2 separate regions of the Homo sapiens genome follow, and region 1 is linked to region 2. A link is a loop called in an ENCODE intact Hi-C map of the cell type or tissue named here. Cell type or tissue: CD4-positive, alpha-beta T cell. All regions are shown on one strand.

The links. Hi-C counts contacts between places; a loop is a spot of excess contacts. Peaks named below come from ENCODE experiments on the same cell type or tissue, not always from the same donor. Only the 100,000 strongest peaks of a DNase experiment are listed, where the experiment ranks them.
Region 1: a loop joins it to region 2, with 10 times the contacts of the local background. A loop is called at or near these places in 91 of 110 quality-filtered maps.

Annotation. Positions count from the first base shown.
Region 1 is chr2:42,082,596-42,090,595 of GRCh38, forward strand. LOC105374531 (a long non-coding RNA gene) reads right to left here. Exons shown (of 2, transcript XR_940001.1): 2 at 879-1,425. Among named protein-coding and RNA genes, the nearest start is that of PKDCC, 39 kb to the left of the region's middle. RefSeq lists an enhancer at 3,955-4,014. In CD4-positive, alpha-beta T cell, CTCF peaks have their summits at 4,039 (motif pointing left), 4,238, 6,923 (motif pointing left) and 7,122; DNase peaks (open chromatin) are centred at 4,056 and 6,916.
Region 2 is chr2:41,836,014-41,844,013 of GRCh38, forward strand. No RefSeq gene overlaps it. Among named protein-coding and RNA genes, the nearest start is that of LINC01913, 38 kb to the right of the region's middle. In CD4-positive, alpha-beta T cell, CTCF peaks have their summits at 4,837 and 5,038; DNase peaks (open chromatin) are centred at 1,148 and 4,918; H3K4me3 peaks cover 1,030 bases; H3K27ac peaks cover 644 bases.

The sequences.
Region 1 (8,000 bases), 250 kb after region 2:
GTAGCAAATGTTTTCCCCAATCTGTCCTTGTCTTTTCACTTCATTTAAAGCACTTTGCCATGTAGAAATTTTTAATTCTTATGTAATTAAATATATCAAACTTTCCTTTTGTGACTTTTGAACTTTGTGCTTTAGAAACCTCACTTCTTGAGGTATGAATGAAGAGAAACCAGAACTACTTCCTGTTTTCACTCCCTGCCTTTCCTTCCCTGGCTTTCTCCCCATCCTGTGGATGAGTCAAGGTTACCTCCCAATCCCACCTCAGTGGTTTTTCCACACTGGATCTCTCCCCACCTCCATCTCAGGCCCCTCAAGAGTAGCACCAATGAGGCCACTTCCCTGCTCAAGAATGTTCAATAACTCCCCATCACCTACTGGACTAAGAACAAGCTTCTCATTAGAGGCATCTTCCTAGATGACACCAACTTACTTTGCAGGCTGGTGATTCCCCTAAATGTCCCCTGTCTTCCAGTCCAACTCTACTTTTCAATGTTCACTTCATCTTTCCCACCTCCCTGACCTTCATCACACTATTTCATCTACCTGCAAAGGCTCCTGCCCATGTCTGCCCATTAAAATTCTCATCGTTGAAGACTCATCCCAAATAGCCCTTTTCCATGAAGCATCCACTGGTCCCCACCAATCAGATATGAGCTCTTCTTTCCTTGCATCTTCAAAAAAACCTTGTTTGTTCTTTTCCCAAGACATGCATCTCAATCTGCCTTAAATAATAGGCTATGGTGTGTCCCCCCTGCTTACAAGAACTCCATGAAAAATGTGAGCTGTGTTTCAGTTACCTCTGCATCTGTCACAGCACCATATCCTTTTGGTGAAGTATAGTAGACACAGGCCATCAGATCAAATGGGAGAGGGGAATATGAGGGAGTTACTGTTCTTTTACTAAACCATCACATCCAGACAGCTGGGCTGGAGGCTGCAGGAGATGCCTACTGAGCCAGTTTCTTCTGCTATGTCAGACAGTGGATATTGGTTACCCTTCTTTCAGTTGCAAGTGAAAGAATACCCAATCCTTAAATAAAAGAAGATTTGGGCGGATTCTGGGGCTCCAATGTTGTCACCTGGAGCTGGTCTCTCTCCAGCCTTTGGCTTCACTTCCTGTGTATTGGTATTGGTTTTGTTGTCAGACATGCTCTCCCATGCAGGCAGATGGCAGCAACAGCTCTAGCAGTCATTCATCCTTCCACATCATCCCCAATTCCAGTCCAGCGAGAAAGAGCATTTCCCTCTCTCCCAGCAGCTCCAGCAAAGGTTTTTCCGCCTTTTGCAAGCTTTTATTGGGTTAGATATCCAACCTTTACTAAGATCACAGGAATGTACTGTTCTGATTGGTCAGGCCTGAGCCCAGATCCAAGAGTTGAGTAGACTCTGTAAGCACATGGGTGCAGTGTGCAACCCGGAATAATTCTACAAAAGGAAATTGATGTAATGTTAGCAAAAGAAGGAAGAACAGATGCTTGTTAACCAAAAACACCAAATATCTACCGCACAAAATGGAGAACATTGCTGCTCTCCTGAAAGACGGAGATGGGCCTGAAGCACCAACTCTGAGCTATTTTGCTCCTTCCTGCTGCTCTCCTCTGCCCTGGAGGCAATGCTTCTAGCTTCCAAACACAACATGGTCCCCCAAGGTTTGTGGCTCAGCCACAGGACCAGTGTGAACAGATCCTAACCAAACCCCAGACCAGGCGATGGCTGGTGTGGTCCAGCTGACTCCAAGTTGTTAGAACCATGAGTCCCAGCCTGAGTCCCAAGAGTTGCAGGATTGTTTATCTTTGTTGGGGAAAAACTGTAGCCAGAGCCATAAATCACTGCCCAGCTGGATGGCCTCGCTGAAATGTTTGTTTAAACAATGAAATCTCCTGACGGACTGAAAATATAGGATGGATCACCCTGTCCTTCTCAGGCCCAGTCTTGCAGGCTGGAGCCCAGGGCATAGAGAGTGACTCAGAATTGGCTCCCCTCCCCCACTCTCCACCCCTCCCACCCCCAATATCAGCCCCAAAGAATGAAGCCACGGCATAGCTAATCCGAAACAGCAGATAATGCGAAAGCCATGTCTATCAATCTTTGAAATGCAGTCTCTGGAATGGTTCGCATTGGACGTGCCTTCCTGATGGAAGTAGCATTGCTTGGCTAATATGAACAAGAGGATGTGGAAGGGGCAGCCTCTGAAAGAACACTGCATGGAGCACCGTGGGGAGATCTGGCTCTGCCCTGACCACTGTTGGGTGTGGGCAAGTGACTTCCACTCTCTGGGCCTTGGTTTCCTCCCTTGTTAGATGAAGGAGTTAGACTTGGTCTTTGTGCTTCCTTTCAGCCCTTGCCTGCTAAGTGAGGTGGCTGTGCTTTTATATGCCCCAAAGAAAGACCAGATAAACAGGAGCAGGCAGGGGAAGAAGATGGGGAAGAAGAATAAGGAGGAGGGTTGTTGAATTAGATGAATTCCCACTTAGGGAGGCCAAGGCAGGCAGATCGCTTGAGGTTAGGAGTTTGAGACTAGCCTGGCCAACATGGTGAAACCTCGTCTCTACTAAAAATACAAAAATGAGCCAGGCATGGTGGCAGGCACCTGTAATCCCAGCTACTCGATAGGCTGAGGCTCGAGAATTCTCTTGAACCCAGGAAACAGAGGTTGCAGTGAGCTGAGATTGCATCACTGCACTGCAGCCTGTGTGACAGAGTGAGACTCTGTCTAAAAAAACAAACAAACAAAAAAAGAATTAGATGATGCCCTTGCAGTCTCTTCCTGCCCTAGGATGTCTTCTTCTGAGTTCTCTGGCCCTTCAGAGAAGGAGAGAGGGGAAGCTGCTTACTAAAGGCCCCATTGGCAGGCCCATAATCAGGAGCCTGGTACACTCCAAGGAGGTCACAAAGAGTGTTCCACTGATTCTGGGATGGGGGTGACATGGACCAAGTCAGACCTCAGGACGGGCCACTGCCCAGGCAGGACCTAGCTTCTGGGAGCCTATCTAGGCTGATGGAGATCAATGAGGGGAAGGGAGGATCCAGAGGTACACAATCTTCTTCTCAGGAATTTCCTACAGGAAAAAGGGCAGCAGAGACCTGACCCTTTCCAGTGTGGGGGCTGTGACCTTGGCTGTGCCATAGGAGCCATGACAGGCCTGAGATAGAGTATGTGAGCTGGGGTATTGACAGGTCCTGTCATTGGTTTGCCAAGTATTTTCAAGAACATATGACCTGTCACGTACAGTGGGAGGCACAGGGAATGCAAAGGTGAATAAGACCAGGGTTCTGTGAGAGTTTGCAGTGGGATATTCCAATGGGGCGAGCCATGGGATTTGCAACAGGGATTGCAGAGGAGATTGGGAAAGGATCGTAAAGGCATTTGTTAAAAGTTCCAGGAATGAGGTGTGAAGGACGGCATGTGGTCTTTAATTAAGACCTGCAGTGGAGGCTATGATGGGATTGCCTGTTGGGGATATAATGGGATGTTTTGGGGTTGGTCCAGCAGCCGTAAAATGGGAATATAATGGGAGTGTGTTGGTAGATATAACAAAGTATGTGTGGGGTGGGGGTCGATAGGATAATCCATTGACAGAGCAGCCTTTCCTGACAGCTCAGATGAGATCAGATTCTTCCTGTTGATATGGTCTCATAGTATCATATTTATCATCTATTACACTTCCCACAATTGAAATGAGTCCATTGTTTTGTACTTATTTGCTTAATGTCTATCTCCTTTACTAGGCTGTAAAAGCTGTCGGGGCTGTTGCCATGGAGGGAGGCATGGGTGTTGCTCACTACTGTACCCCATTCTCCTCCCCGCCCCAACACACAGCCCAGGACTGGGCACATAGGAAGCTCTCAATCAATAATCACTCATGGAAAGAATGGATGGAGACAGGATCTAGAACTAGCTTAGCTCCATGATCATCAAGGTGGTCAAGCCCCCTCCCCAAATCCAGACCCAAATCCTGCAGGGTTGCTCAATGTCCTCAGAATAAGTAACGGTTTTGTTATTGAATCTGGAGACTTTGGTTTCATTTGAAGGGAGGTGTTGCCATCTGGTGCCAAATTGGAGAAATACACTGAGAGAAAGTTCCTTCTGCTCCAGTTCTAGCAGCCTCCACTGACTACCCGCCCGGTGACCGTCAGCCAGCCTTCAGCCCCAGCTGCACAGAAATCAGTCCCATCTTCTCCCACTGCCTCGGGAAGTCAGGCAGCAAGAGTTCAGAAAACAGAGACCATGCAGGCCCTGTGCTGGACTACCCCTTCATCAGTCCCTCCAGTCAGCTCTCAGGTCATCATGGGCGCACCCTCACTCCTTCCTAACTTTGAACCCAAATGCTCATCCTGAAAAGCAGCAGCCCAGTGTGGGAGCAGGAGCCACAAATGAAGCTTTGATTCCACAATTAACATATGAGAAATTTCTCATCATCCGAGATTTTATTTTGGTCAATCCAGTTGACCCGCTCTGGATGGTGGGCACTGATGGAGATTTTGGAGACAAAAGACTTGTTTCTATATCATATCCTGTCATTGGCAGATGAGTATATTCCCCAGAAGTTAACTTTTTCCTCCTCTTTCTCTCCTCTGTCCTTGCCTTGAAAGCAAACACCGCTTGGCTCACACGACAATGGGGCCCAGACTTTTTTCAAGTCCAACATTGAAATCAAGCTTACAAAACAGAGAAAATGGAGATTTAATCTGCAATATAAAAGGATGAATTGCTTTACAATGTGAGTCACTACAGTTTCACTGATTCAACAAATATTTGTTATGCTCCTACTGTGTGCCAGGCATCTTTCTAGCCACAAGGAAATCAGCAGTGAATAAAACTCCAGCTCAAAGGGGTCTACATTCCAATGGAGCATCTCTCACCATGGAGCTCCTTATCCTGTGTCCTCTCCTGAAAGCAGGAGCAGCATCAGCACCCTCCTCACTACCTCACCTAGCAATATGCATATGACATCTTAACAAGAGGACTGAACATTGAAAGGACGGCTTCACAGGAACACAGCTGCTCTATAAATGGAGTGTATATTTAAATTGTCTTTATATTTTATGGAACATGTTTTATTTGCATTATGTCACTTGGGTGGGGGACAGTGGCAGTGCCCCAAGGCCATCTCATAGAAGCATGCCAGCTGAGTACAAACACTGCATTCACTAAGCAAACCCAGATGCATGGCAGCTGCCTTGTTACTCCCCAGTCAGACCCCTAACACATTTTTTTAACTTATTGTCAAAAGAAAAACTTTTGACAAATTAAATTTAACAGAACTTATTTTAGCAAAGAACAATTCATTAATCAGGCAGCACTCAGAACCAGAAGAGGTTCAGAGAGCTCCCTTTGTAATGTGGGCAGTGAGTACTTTAGAACAGGGAAGTAACTTAAAAAAATAGCTTGATTAATTACAGCTAGGCATTTGCTTTATTTGGACGTGGTCTGGTCAGCTGTCAACCTATGATAGGCTGAAGTTCAGCTGCTTGTGACTCGCTGAAACCCAGCTATCTGTTAGAAAAAGTATAGTAGTTAGATTTTAGTACCTACTAAGTTAGGTCACAGATCATTACATAGAAACTCAATGTACAAAGACAGGGTCCAGGGCCAGGCACAGTGGCTCATGCCTGTAATCCCAGCACTTTGGAAGGCCAATGTGGGCGGATCGCTTGAGGTCAGGAGTTAGAGACCAGCCTGGCCAACATAGCAAAACCCTGTCTCTACTAACAATACAAAAATTAGCCAAGCATGGTGGCACGCACCTGTAATTCCATAAAACAAAAATTAGCTGGGCATGGTGGTGTGCACCTGTAGTCTTGGCTACTTGGGAGGCTGAAGCGCGAGAATCGTTTGAACTCGGGAGACGGAGTTTGCAGTGAGCTGAGATCACGCCACTGCATACTACAGCCTGGGTGATGGAGTGAGACTCCGTCTCAAAAAAAAAAAGAAGAAAAAAAAAAGACAGGCTCTAGGCCAAACTTAATTTAACACTATCAAATTAGAAAATATATTTTTGCCTATGATACTAGTCACAACCAGAGATATTAGGAGAGATGAGCACTCCTTATGTATTGCTGCTAGCACTGAAAATTGTTAGAACTACTAAAAATCAATCTGACAATATATTTAAAAACCTTGAAAAATATTTATACATACGGATTTAGTAGTTCTGAAGACATCTATACTACAAAATAATCTTAAAGATTTATGCACAAAGATTTTCATTTTAGCATAATTTACAATAGCAAACAAATTGAATCCACAAACATTCAACAGAGAATTATGTTATATTGGTATGATGTAAAAGTAGGCAGTCATTAATAATGATGTCACAGGCCGGGTGCGGTGGCTCATGCCTTGTAATCCAAGCGCTTTGGGAAGCCGAGGCAGGTGGATCACCTGAGGTCAGGAGTTCAAGACCAGCCTGGCCAACACAGTGAAACCCTGTCTCTACTAAAAATAAAAAAATTAGCCGGGCATGGTGGCCCACACCTGTAGTCCCAGCTACTCAGGAGGCCGAGGCAGAAGAGTTGCTTGAACCCAGGATGCAGAGGTTGCAGTGAGCCGAGATCATGCCACTGCACTCCAGCCTCGGCAGCAGAGTGAGATTCTGTCTCAAAAAAAAAAAAAAAGTCACAAATAATTTTTTGTGACATGGGGGAAAATATGTATCAAAAGTAGAACGCAAAATCTTATACATAATAAATTCATATCTATTTATTTAAAAAAAAAAAAAAAAAAGGTAAAAAAAAAACTAGAAGGAAATTACCAAAACATTGAAAGTAGTTAACTGTTGCTGGCCCCTAACCCATTCTATCTGGGAATTCTGAGGTAGTCATGGCCAGGGGGTATGTCATGGGCCATGTATGAGTTGTCATGGCCAGATGCTCCAGGGTGGAGCATCTCTGGGTGTTCTTCAGCAGAATGCTGCCCCCTAGCGGGCGGCCCACATCCTGGGCAGCTCAGGAGTCACTGGATTTCCTCGCGCTCCCGCGCCACCACTCTACTGTCACCCAGCGCGGCCCAAGTCAGCCCTGCCACCAACGCCCGCCGCGGTCGAGAAAAGGCACCCCTTAGCATTTATGGCTCTATTAATTTTCCAAAGGGTGGCCCGATTCTTTTAATTTCACTAGAGCCCTTTCTCTTCAATGACTTTTAAAATCTTCCCCCCGGGGCAAAGTTGAAGGACATAGAATACTACCCACTCATTCCACCTTAAAAGCATCTTCTGGAGCACCTTCAACTGGTACCCAGCATCTTGATCCTTCCCTACCTCAGGGTTAAGTGCTCCCCCACCAGAGCAGTTAATGCCAAGAGAGACTGTCCACAACGTCATTCTCCACCTTTCTCAGTCAATTGTGTCCTCACCACTGATCTCAAATTTTTGGTCACTGTTCCTCCCAGAAGACCCACAATATTTCATCCTTGTATCCCGCAATTCTTACCATGGGTGATAACAGTCAGCTTCCCTAGGGAACACTTACTGTAAATAGGCCAGATATGTGGAAAGATCTTAAGTTATTAATACCAATAAATAAAATAAATCACAGCAAAAGAAAAATTGGTCAATTAATAAATAACTGCTGTGTTGAAACACACACATACTCACCGCCCTTTCTGTAATAAAAAACAACTAAAAACATAAAAGTGAATGTCATGTGTCTGTTTTAAGGTGACGAAGCTAATACCATTGACAGAGAAAGCACTTTAAGGACCAAAATAGAAGGGAAGAAGCTCATCAAACAATCCCAGCTGAAGTGCTGTGGGCGAGGAACCTTCAGGTCCTGCCATGGAGGCAGGCCTCAGGCACAGACATTCTCATATGTGTGCGTAACAGAAAGGAGATAACTGCATTTCTCAGCACTCCTTCCAAGGAGCAGAATGAGCAATGGAAAGAACACTCCGAGAAGCTGGTTGGGCGGAGGTATGGGCAGGTGGTTGAGGCACACTGCTGAGGATAACAACAGATGCTCAAGTGACACAGGATAGGGTCCAGCTATGCTCTAAGGAGACA
Region 2 (8,000 bases):
TTTGGGGCACTGACTAGAGAATTTTCTTCATAGTCAAAGAACAACACGTTCAAGACAGAAGTTCAAATCAGCTATGCCTTTAAGAGAATAAATTTATCTTTACAGATATATTACACATATTAGAATATTAAGCTATGGCTTACCACCAGACAGGTCACAGATGATGAATGTGAGATGGTTTGCTTGCTATTAAATGGGTTGCCTTTGAGAATGTATTCTAAGTGAAATATTGTTAATGGCTATCACCTTGTCTATGGAAATAGTTTGACCTGCTGCAGATGTTACCTAATTCAATACCCCATGATCACTGACTTGTCTTTTGGTAAGGCTGTCAAAAATAAGAACATTTAACAATCAAATAATATGTGAAGAAAATTCCTTAGTCATCCGAATAACCTCATTTCTTACATTAACTGTGGCTTATAATAAGACAGTTATTTTAGTAATATAAAGATTCTAGATTAGCCACGGTGAGATATATCCAATTCTGTACCAACTTTAACAGACCCCAATCACAATACTTGAGAGTTTTTCAAATTATAGCTTGAAATGTCAGAGTTGGACACCTTCAGAGATCGTTTGCTTGTTTTCATTGATATGGTTATATTTGAAAGGATACATATACTTTTTAGTTGCTTGAGTAACATGGAAGAAATAAAATTTTCTCATCACACACACAAATCTTAAGAGGTCCATCAAAGTACATAAGTTGTACCTAAAAGCATGTACATTGGTGTATCCAGAATATTTCCACCCTCAAGTGGAGAAAAATTTCCCCATCCACGAAAATATATGTGAATAAGCTTCCTCACAAATTTACATACAATTTCAGGAGGGTCTCAGATCCTTTGAAAACTACGTGCACCCTCACAGCATCAGTTTCCAAGCTAAGCACTCTAGGTTTAGACTATTTTCTCCTATGATAAAATATGATGCACCATGTGTGCCTTCTCCTTATTGGCCATCAGAAATCAGAAATTTCAGTTTCCAAAAGTATGGATTTAAGGAATGCTGGTGGTGGTGGTGGTGTTTCTAGGAAAATGAGCATGCTTCCTTGAGAATTAAAGTAAATTTCCCGCAAGGTATGGAGTTGGAAATTCTGGGCTCTGTCTCGGGTCCTGAAACCTTGGTCCAAGGTCACGAGGAGCTGTCCAAGGTCCCAATGTCTTAGACCAGTGCTTCTCCAAGTGTGGTTTGCAGATAACCTGCATTAAAATCAACTGAGGGCGTCCATTACACTGCAGATTCCTGAGCCATCCAAGAGCCATTGAATCAGAGACTTTGAAGGTAGGTCCCACAAATCTGCATTTTAAGGAGTGCCTCATGAGATTCTTCTGTCTGACACTAAGATAATGTCTACCAAATGTTGGTACCACTTTGTTAATGGCTGGAAGCCATTTAATCCCATTTAAATTCACTGATCATTATAAATGCACCTGCTACCTTTAATATCATCTATATTAACAATCATAATGAGTTGCTATGTTGCTGTAGAAGACACTCACCAACTGTCTTCCAGATGGTTTCTGTCACAATTTAGCATTAAACAAACACATAAATCCAAGCCCCATCAAATCTCAAGAAAAGCAAACTCTTTTGGAAATCAGCTTCCTTGATCTTTTAGCAAATCTTTCCTCCTCATCCACTTTAATAATGAAAATAATTACAATTACATGTAACCAATATTTACTGATTATTCACTCCATGCCTTCCATCAAACCCATCATAACAATAGTAGTAAATGCAATAAAAAACAATTAACAAGTACTTACTATATGCCCAGAAATGTTCAAAGTTCTTTATGTGATTGCATCATTTAATCTTTATAATACTGTACCTATGATACCAAGAAAGACAGGAAAATGTGTATTCTATATTACTTAAGCTATTGGTGCCACTTATAGGCTTTGTCATATAAATATTATGCTAAAGTTAATTCCCTAGTGTTCTTTTTTAAAGTATGAAAATGGGAAAGAAGTGAGTGCCCATTATTGATCGCCTGCTGTATTTCTGGCACTTTAACATGTTTTCTTCATTAAAACATCACCAACTATTTATGAATACATTTTATTATCCCCATTTTAACAGTTTATTGAAAGACTGATGTCATAAACTGCACATATTTAAAATGTGCAATTTAATAAGTTTAGATATATGTATATACCTGGGAAGCCATATTGCAATCAAGGTAATGAACATATCTATCAGCTCCCAAAGTTTTCCTCTCTCTCTTTGTAATCCTTCCTCCTGCCCCTCCACTTGCTCGTCCCCAGGCAACCACTGACCTGCTTTCTGACACTACAGATAAGTTTGCATTTTCTAGAACTTTATATAAACATAATCTCGGTATGTAATCTTTTTGTCTTGCATCTTATATCCAACATGATTATTTTAAGATTCATCTACGTTATTCTATTTATCAAAAGTTCACTCCTTTTTACTACTGTTATTCCAATTGTCCCCATTCTATAGATAAGCAAACTGTGAAAATAAGCAACTAGTTCTAAGATCACATAGTAAAGGACCAGATTCAAATTTAAATCTGCCCAACACAAAAGCCCCATATTTTCCCACTAAAAATTATGCCTGTCTTCATTTTTAACTGAGAAATAACTCTACATATATCTTCAGAATGGAAGAATGTGGCCTCCAAAGTAACCAGGCTATAGTAACCGCACCAAAATTATTGCTGGATGATTAATTGGAGAGGGTGTCAGCTGTCCTACCCACTTACCTCCACAGTATGTGCTCAGCAGTACCAGCCTTAAACTTTGGGCTTCAATTACAAGGTCATTCATCCAAAGAAGAACCCTGGAATCCTGGGGCTGCCAAGATACATGAGACCACTGTACACAGGGCCTAAGCTCTAGCTAGAGTCCTCTCCTATAGGCCAGAAGAGAAGGAAATGGGTGGGGCAGATGATGGGAGGTGGTCAAACGTATGGTACAGCAGGGAGGCATCCAAAGAACCATGAAGGTCCTCACTGAACTGGGTCACTTGTGTGACTTGAAGGATAGACTTTTAATTAAGGACAGAAGAGAAGATAAGAACTACAAAATGGAAAAGAAAGGAAAGGTAGACTAACCCTTGCCAAACTCCCAAACTGTTAATTTGGTGATCTTAGGCACTCATCACTCTTGAAATATAAAAACAGATCAGATTTCTCCATGATTCTCGCAACATACGTTTGAGGAGGAATTATTTGTGATACTATGAATAACAACAAATAACTAGCAGTTATAGAGTACTTATTACGCACTACACACAAGAATCATATTCTATTTTCATTTTACTACAAAGAAATCAGTTCTCAGAAAATATAAGTGACTTGTCCAAGATCACACAGCCAGAGAGTGAATTCGTTTTAGCCAGAATTCAAGTCTCCAAGTCTGTCCAGTAATCTTCCCATGACTCAGAAACACTCCAGACTTCCCTGCTCCCAACCAATCACCCAACCACCGCTACACACTTCACCATCATTGGTCCCAACCCAGGCTCACCCTAGAGTATATGCTGACTTATGTCCTTTGATTTCAAACCCCTGAAACCCTTGTCTTCATCAGTACATGTCCTTCTATGTACACTGCCCTCAGAATACTGTTGAACACTACAGCCAACTTAAAAGATACTCTAATAAACCAATTCTACTCCAATAAGTTAATCATTATAATGTTATGCTTTCGTCAGGTGCCAACGGGGCTTAAGAAAACAGTGCCTAAAAGAATAATGTAAACTGTGGGCAAGAGTGTGATATAGAGATTTTCCAAGTCCTATGTTCATACGTGTGAGTGTGATAGGTTTACAGACTAACTCCAGACAAAGCAAGCCACTATTCCTCTTTCAGAAGGGCCAACTCAGGCTGAAGTAGCCTATTGCCTGGGGGAGGAAGAAGGGAAATAATAATCATTATTCCCTTCCTCATAAATGATATGAATAATAGGGGCCAACATTTACTGATTGCTTTGTATTGGGTATTTTATCAGTACCACAATTAAACCACAATTCCATGAAGTAGGTGTTATTGTTAGTCTCATTTCCAGATGAGGAAACTGCGACAGGGAGGCTATGTAATCTCACCATGCTAGTGCTATGCAGGCTTGGGACTCAACAGGTATTCTTTCAAACGGCAAAATTCTCATTCTTTTTGTTTTTTTCTTTTTTTTTTTTTTTGAGACAAGGTCTCACTCTGTCACCCAGGCTATAGTGCTGTGGTGCAATCTCATCTCATTGCAGCCTCGACCTCCCAGGCTCAAGTGATCCTCCCACCTCAGCCACCCAAGTAGCTGGGACTACAGGCACACATCACACGTCTAGATAATTTTATTTTTTGTAGAGAGAGGGTCACACTATGTTTCCCAGGCTGCTCTCAAACTCTTGGACTCAAGCAATCCTCCTGCCTCAGCCTCACAAAATGCTGAGATTATAGGTGTGAGTCACGGCACTGACCCAGAATGCTCACTCTTAACCAGTGCACTGATCCCCACCAGTTATTGCTTATCGTGTACCTATTATGCGCATGGCACTGTGCGAACCTTAAACATATTAATTTCATTGAAACCTCATGGCAAGCCTTGGAGATAGGTATTATCATTATCCCCATCTGACAGATGAGGCTCAGGAAAGAAAGGAAACTGAGTTAATGTGGAGCTGGAACCGACGACACGCATTCTGACTAAGAGCTCTCTTATTCAGCACGACTGATTCCTATTCAAGTTTAGGTATTTCTCTTTCTACTTCATTTAGGTTAAAAGGCTTTCCTCTCCAGGAGCCTGGCAAGCCAAGCCCGCCCTCTGCGGGGCAACAGCACGAGGCATTACCCCTACAGACCACTTGGCGGCGCCGTCCGTCCTGAGTTGGAGAGAACGGTGGGCAAGTAGGGCTCCTTCCGCACGCTGCACGGTTCTTCTCCGGGCCCGCCCCCTTCCAGCAACAGCCAATCAGAAACTCGCTGACAGCGCTAGGCTCTCCACGGTAATGGCCGTGGATGATAATTGGCTAAGTCTCTTAAGGGACGTCTGGTTTCCGGGGACGCAGTGATAAGCGCAGAACGGGAGGTCTCTGAAGCAAGATGGGGCTCCAGACATAATCTTTACCTGAATAAGTCCCAACGCTGGGAGTGTCAGCCCGATCCTCCTACGGTGGAAAAGGCGGCAGCCAATTGCTACAGTCCCTTTAGGCTTTTCTCTCCCGCCAATCCTCACTCTGCCCTACGGGAGGGTTCTTGGCCGCTTCAGCTCGGTTTGCTGCTTACCAACCCCGCGGCCCAAGGGGAGCACGGCTCCCTGGCCCGATGCCCCCGGGGTATGCAGAAGGGCCCAGCCGGGACAGCAGCCACTGCATTTCTTTGGCTTGCGCTGCAGTCCGGATGGAGCTCGGTTCTGACCCAGAACATGAGATCGGGTTCTCATTAATTCAGCCCAGGGCCTTGCACACGCGCCCCGCCCCTGCTTGAAGTGGCTCACCCCGGACTTTCAGGATCTCACACGAAGTGCTTCGCTTTCCCCTGCAGGGATGGTACTCTCTGAGCGCCCTTGGAACTTTGTAAATAGCTGCATTGCAGCACTTCTCCATTGTTTTATTTCACGCATATTGGACTCAGGGTAGAGACCATATCTTAAACGTCTTTGCTTTGAGCAAGATATTTAAACTCTCTGTGCAGCATTTTTCTCAACTGTAAAGTGGGGATAGTAGTACCTCTTGCATAAAGTTGTGCGCACTAATACATGTAAAGCGCTTAGAAGACGGTCTTGCACACAGCAGATGATCAGAAAATGTTAGCCACTTGTTATTCCTACAATGCCTAGCACAAACACATCATAAATACTCTACAGTGCTTAGAATCAGTTTCATATATTTGTTCTTGGAGGTTTAAATCTCAGCTTTGTCAGAACTGCTCCAAGAAGGAAACGGTAAATATATATACACATGGCTGTAAATGTGTCCGAGTGCTTCAACATGCAGTGGCAGTTGAGAACAGCAGGGAGCCTGGGTTCAAGTTCTGACTGCAGCTGAACAGCCGAATGACCAATAGAAAATTAACTAAAACTTAACTCCTCAGCTGGGGAATGGAGATGATCATAATAATATCTACTTCATCGGGTTGTGGTGCTTGCATTCTTATCCCACTTTCACTTTGGGAGCTAGTACAAGAATGTAATGACACAGTATAGTATTTCTACCTTATATGTGTCTCCCACTTTAACTTTTGCAAAGCACATTCATATATTATCTCATTTAATACTCACAGCAACCCTGTGAAGCTCAGAGCACTTCCTGGTTGGAATCCTACAACATGTCCATGGTGAGCTGCAGCTCGGTTTCTTTGAGTGCAATTTCAATGTCAGTGCCATTGCTCTGCATCAGGACTGAACCAGTGACCACCTGGGTCTCAGATAAGCAGAAGGATTTGCATCCTAGATTTTCAAGCCAGTTGTTCTATTTTTTTTATTTCTGATTACAGCAGAAAGACGTAGTTACATTATCTTTTAAAATGTGAACAAAACAAAGTGCAAGGTCTGGTCGACCTTCACACACACTCCCCAGAGGCAGCCACTGTCATCCATTGAGTGTGGCATCTTCCTAACCTCCTGGGTATGGTTTCATGCATGTACCTGTGGCGGGGAGAAAGCTAGGTTTTTTTGTTGTTGTTCTTTTGCATAAACATGATTGTATTTTAAAATTTATTCTACAACTTGTTTTCTTCAATTAACAGTACATCTCAAAGATCTTTTTATGTCTGTATCCTTATTTCTTTTTAACTATTGCAGTCTTTTATACCTGAACTCATTTAACCATTCTCTTGTTGTTAATTCTAATTTTTAAAGCCAAGTTTTTCTTAATCCCCCTCAAGTCCCAATTTTGTTGTAGCTGGTTAGATTCTGAACAGCCTCTGGGCCTAAAGATTCAAGTCACCAGGAAATGAAATCCTTATGGTCAAGAGTTCCACCTAGCTCCATATTCTTCCCATACTACAAGCCCAAAGCCCTGGCAAGCTGTGAAACTGGAGTCCCTCCTCCCAAGAGGAAAGAGTGGGAAAGAGGATGCCCACATAGGGCCAAAATGGGCTGATGACGACTTTACTCCTCAGAACATTGCTCAGAGCTGAGGACATCTCTGTAACTTTAAAAGCCTCCTAATTCCCTCCAAGAATCTGCATGGCTGAGATCCCTTCTGAAGAGGTGAAGCTGGTGAAACTTTCTCTTCCTTGAGGCCCTGGTGACCCTCATGACTCAGTCCTTCCCCAGGCCCACCCCTCACTTCCAACACCCACAAGTATCTCCCAGGGTTGAAACCTCTACTTCAGAACGCAGACTTGGAATTGAATTGCAGGGAAATGGTGGGCACATCCTGTGGGTACTTGTGAAACACATGGACCTCAGATCCTCAGATAACCCTAAAAGAAATGATGTGGGCTGGCCACGGACTGGTCTAGGGACAGTGTCACTTCAGGCAAAATGAGAGGTAGAGAATCAGGGTAGAAATCAGCAGATTACAGGCACAATTCCACAAGGGAATGTGCTGACTTCGTGACCCTTAACTCCATGCCCTTTCTACCCAGCTCCAAAAGGAATTCACTTGCCTTTTCTCCAGCTACAACTAAAGAGTCTGTGGAAGGAGAAATAGGTAAAAGTCTCATCCCATGAATTTCAGACACATCTCTGGCGCACCCAGCATTTTGTACATTAGCCAAAAAGCACATATTCCTAGTTGAATACAATCACACACATATAACACAAATGGAGTCATGTTCACAATCAGGACACCAAACTGAATCTATGTTGAAGATGTTCTGTATTCTAACACCCAACAGAATAATGCACTGGAGCCATACCGGACAAACAACTTACAAAAATGGATCTCAGACTGGAAAATACATTTGAAAAAAATGCAATCTCACTAGTCATAAAAAAACATACAAAATTTTAAACCGGGATTTTATTTTTCACCTATAAAATTGTCATGTTACAAATTATAATATGCATTTCTTTTTTTTTTAAGAG